Regions from separate parts of the Homo sapiens genome. Here region 1 is linked to region 2. A link is a loop called in an ENCODE intact Hi-C map of the cell type or tissue named here. Cell type or tissue: MCF 10A. All regions are shown on one strand.

Evidence for each region. Hi-C counts contacts between places; a loop is a spot of excess contacts. Peaks named below come from ENCODE experiments on the same cell type or tissue, not always from the same donor. Only the 100,000 strongest peaks of a DNase experiment are listed, where the experiment ranks them.
Region 1: a loop joins it to region 2, with 2.1 times the contacts of the local background. A loop is called at or near these places in 3 of 110 quality-filtered maps.

The regions. Positions count from the first base shown.
Region 1 is chr21:15,774,604-15,777,103 of GRCh38, reverse strand. The region is part of intron 3 of USP25 (ubiquitin specific peptidase 25); the gene reads right to left. Among named protein-coding and RNA genes, the nearest start is that of USP25, 46 kb to the right of the region's middle. In MCF 10A, no CTCF peak of the experiment used is centred here; DNase peaks (open chromatin) are centred at 943 and 2,263.
Region 2 is chr21:15,825,389-15,827,888 of GRCh38, reverse strand. USP25 (ubiquitin specific peptidase 25) reads right to left here. Exons shown (of 26, transcript NM_001283041.3): 13 at 1,524-1,685; 14 at 686-912. Among named protein-coding and RNA genes, the nearest start is that of USP25, 97 kb to the right of the region's middle. In MCF 10A, a CTCF peak has its summit at 1,548; a DNase peak (open chromatin) is centred at 1,558.

The DNA.
Region 1 (2,500 bases), 51 kb after region 2:
TTTTAATCCAATTTCCCAATATATATTGGTCAATTTCCCTAACCCAGATGATGCCAATGATAAATACTCCCATTATCATTTCAACAGTGATAGAAACCATGGTATATTGCTAAGTAGGGAAGTGGTAACAGGTTACAAAATAATATGATCAGAAAGAGAAACTATCTGTTATTATCTTTGCATGGTTGGGATTATGCTTATTTGTATTTTGGACACGTTTTGCCTTCATTTTAGTTATTTGCTTATTTTAAATTTTATTTTTTAGAGACAGTGTCTCACTGTGTCACCCAGGCTAGAGGGCAGTGGCATGATCACAGCTCACTGCAATCTCAAACTCCTGAGCTCCAGTGATCCTCCCGCCCCAACCTCCAGAGTAGCTAGGACTACAGGCATGCACCACTTGGCTAATTTTCTTTTTAATTTTTTGTAGATACAAGGTTTTGCGTCTTGCCCAGGTTGGTGTATTTTAGACATGTTAAAAATATTTTCTTTGTAATCATACAATTTTAGAAGAGGAAAAAAAAAACAAACAGGATAGAGGATGGGGAGGATAAGGTGGCTTTATTTTACCATATGGCTATAAGGTTTTACATAAATACTAGAAAAGCATATTATATATTTAATGAAAAAAAGTAATGTATATTGATATTTTCCAGAGTCTACTTCTATTTTTATCCACACGTTCTCCAAATAGTAGCTTGTAAGAAGATTTAAAATATGAGAAAGAATACCTGATCATGGAAGGAAGTGGTGGTGTTTTTTTTAATGTCTTTAGAGAGTATAATAAAACCTCACAAAAGTGTATTAAGTAGGGCCCCCCAAAAATACAGGCAAGTAAAATGTGAAAGATTTATATAGCATAGTAATTGAAATGGTGAATCACTTTACAGGCAACAGCAGGCCAAAGGTTTTACAAGTCTGGTTACAAAATCCAAGTCCACCCAGACCACAGCTGAAGATGAGTGTAACCCAGAACTGAACATTCATAAACACTGATGAAGCAGTGAGGATTAAAAAGGTATGGAATGCCTCATAAAAATGAAAGCTATCTTGGTTATTAAAATGGCTAGAACTTAGGTCTAAGTAGAGAAAGGATAATGAAAAGTGGAAAAAATTTGAAAATCACAGAGAAGCAGAAAAACAGGGTTTAGGTGTGTGATTAATTAGCGGTCAGATTCCATTAACTCGTTCTCTTAAGTTTACTTTCTTCAATTATAGAAACTAAACATAAAAAAAAACAGAAAAACTATCTTCCTTATTCACTGGCAGTTAGGGTTTTGGATGAAACTTAGGCCTCATCCATTAGAATGCACTAACACGAGACATGGAAGGCAGAGTGCAGCGGGGGCGGGGGGGGGGGGGGGTGGCAACCATTATCCTGTTGCCTTTGGCTGTTTTCTCTAGCTTGATTGAAAAGATTTAAGTTGTTCCACAGTATTCCAGGCTCCAATTTCCAGCTTTAAGAATGTCAAGAGATGGAATATAAGCGGCAACTAGACTTTGCATTCCAATTTCCAGGCATAGCTCAGAGGCAGTACCTAATCCTGGCTTCCTGTTTCCTGGGCTGCAGCTATAGAAGTATGTTCTTGAACTCAGTAGTCCAAGAGGCCGCTTTCCTAATTGTGACAGAAGTAGCCGCTTCCCTGACTGGTCGCTTCCCTGACTGGTCAGTCCTGCAATGATGTGGGAGTCATTTCAGAAGTCTGAGCTAGAGCTTTCCTCCAGTCCTTCCAGTGATTTTTTAAAGAACCTAATCCCCTGTATTAAATTCCTTATTTGAAAATTTCTAGAATGTTTACTGTATCATGACTGACAAGTAAAACAAATGGGCTATAGCCGAAACTAATTTAAAAATAGCAACAACTTACACTTACAGCTTTTCCTAATTCATCAATTGTAATTCAAGCAACAAAAAAGCAAAAAACAAGATGTTTTTTCCCCAAATATATTTTATAAATGAAATCACTGAAATTCTGAGAAATGAAGCACATCATAAGACGCGAGAATGGTGCACAGGCTTCAAAATTTAAGTCTTCTAACTCTTAAATCCAGTGGTCTTTCTGCCTTACTAGCAGTTCTTCAAATATGGTCCATTGATCCTTGGGGTCCCCAGGGCCCCTTTGAAAAAAGGGAGGAAAGTCCTTAAATAAAAAAATAATACTACTCAGATATTATTTGCCTTTTGTACTGTAGCCACATTTGCACCAATGATGCAAAACGATATTGAATAAAACTGCTGCATCTTAGCACAAATCAAGGCAGCAGCACCAAGTTGCATAATTCATTGTATTAGTCACAAATATACACACTCACTGTTTTAAACAGAAGCCAAGCCAGTTTCTTTTAGAATTATGTTCTTGGCGAAAAGATTAAACCTAATTTTATTAAACCTCAAACCTTGATTTATGTTTAATTCTAACATAAGAAGTACACATAAAGTACTTCTGCGATATATCCAGAGTATGCTGTTGCTAACAACTAGTGTAAAATGAGTTACAAG
Region 2 (2,500 bases):
TAACTTATTCTGAAAAAAAAGAAAAAATAGAATAGAAAAGAATAAAAGAGAGTTCCTTCCAAGAAAGGACAGATGGCAACTTGACACACACACACACACACACACACACACACACACACACACGCACACGCACACAAGTGCACACACCCCACCCAGAGCACTGTCCTTATTTTTCTTATTTTGCTGCATGCCAGTAAAAACTCTGTTACAGACTAGTAATGGGATCATAGATACTCATAAATCTGTTAGAGCTATTAAAAATTAAAATTCACATTTCTAATTCTTAAGCCCAAAGAAAATTTTTTAATCACCGGAACTCCCTGTGCAAACTTAGATTTAGTACCTAATTGATATGTACAAACATTGATATTGTATGACATTTCTCCAATGGAGTAACTGTGAATACCAGTTTGATATAAATTTAGAGCAGCAAACTAGAAAATCAGGCCATCTGCTATGTCATTAATCAGCTAAGCAATCCAGGGAAAATCTTTTGGTCCCTGTGAACCTGATATTGAGATTATAAAAATGGGGAGCCAAACTAGTTTATCTTAAAACCCTTTCTGGAAAAGAAAAATGACTATAATATTTAAATATAAAATCCAGACGTGATTTCCCTTCTCAATATTAACATTACACATATCCATCTGAGGTGACAGTAACCATGCTATGAGACACTTCTTACCTCTGGTGTCATTTTCTATTTCTGTCCTCCAGCGATGTAAACAACTTTCCAGCACAGAAAGTTCTTCCTCCGTTATGTGCCTTGGTGCCGGATGCATGGGCAAATCTGGAGGTATCCGGGACTGAGTAAATGGTTTGTGTATTACTGATCTCGATGAAATGGCAGCAACTGATGAAGGTGATGTGCTTGGCAGTTCTGAAGATAGGGCTCCCTGTTGTTCTGTTGTGCTGTATCAAAGCATAGAGTATTTCTTATTAACCTTTCAAGCTGAAACTCTTGACAAAGATCGTGCCAAACCCACAGTATTAAATTGGCTTGTAATTCAAAAGAAAAAATCTTAAAGAAATATGTGGATTGATCTAACATCCAAATGAGATTTTTAATACATAAGAACTAAATTATTATAAGATGAAGTTGTAGCTTTAGAGTTAAAACAGCTTAATCATATTTATTTCTAAAAAACAAGAAAATCTTACGCATGGTGATATTATTTTCCCTGGCTTATCAGCTTACATTACAGAAACAAATTCTAATTTGATAGTACTATTTTTATGGATCATAAAATGCTGAATCTTATATATGTACATACCAAAACATGCTAAAGTATAATTCTGAACTGAAAAAAAATGTGATTAAAATTTTAATCCATAACCATAAAATCTACTGAAATAATAAAAAAACTCCCAGAGGACATACAGTCTTCTAAGTGAATCTACTCTTAGGAGTTCACTGAAGTAAATCAAAGCATACATTTTATAGAAACTGTCTTTAAAGGCAGCAGTTACATTATTGTGTAATAAAGGTAACAACTGTCTCTTGCATCAGGATTACTTTTTACCTTGGTAATGTCTGTGATGGTATGGAACCACTAGGTGGGGAACTAGCGTCAATATCGTCAACAGGAGAAGTGCAAACAGGTTTACTTGAGGCAAATTCCAATGCATACTGAAGAACATCTACCAAGGGGAATCGTTTGGGACCGGAACCATAGCTTAAATATCTGTTAATCATAAAATGTACAAATGCTTTTATTTCTATATACAGCATATTTGGGCCTTTATTATTATTATAAAACGTGATACGATACTTCAATAAAACTTCCTCAGCAATAAAATTCATTTGCTTTAAAACGAAGATGGTAAAACTGAATATACACTTAAGAAAAACATTAAAAGTTCCCCAAAGACAGGAAACCAAGGCCGATTGGGACTGAATGTGAGTATATACTGTTATAATCTGTAAATGCTGTTCTAAATTGTAACTCAATAGGAAGATGAAAACTGACATCTCCTGAGACTGTTTTTATTTTTAGATCTGGCATCTGGTCTCATGATCAAGACAGTGATGTGTACTATCCTCCTATCTTTTACCACTAATCATGTTTCAATATGATTATTCATACTTTTTAAGAATAAAAATCATTAAAATACAATATACTATTTGATGTAAGAAGTTTTAGACTACTAATTTGAAAATTCCTAAAATAGGGGAATGCAGAGCAGATTGGGGTTTGCAAACTGAAATGACTTGTGACATTTCAGCCTTTAGATTTCTGTCTGGCCTGTAGAACATTTCTCAGTCCAGATTCTGACGTCTTTTAGAAATGATCCAAATCAATAGACAACAGTGAGGCCATACTCATACATGGTACCATCCACTGGTATGGAATGGCATTCATTCCCTGTACACACAGATTGCTCTCTAGGCTCCCGGCACATACCATCTTACACCTGACACAATTTCCTCCTTTACGAAGCTGCTGAGAAGACTTGGTAGGCAGCTGAGTTTGTATCCTGTTTTAAGGAGAAAAACTCA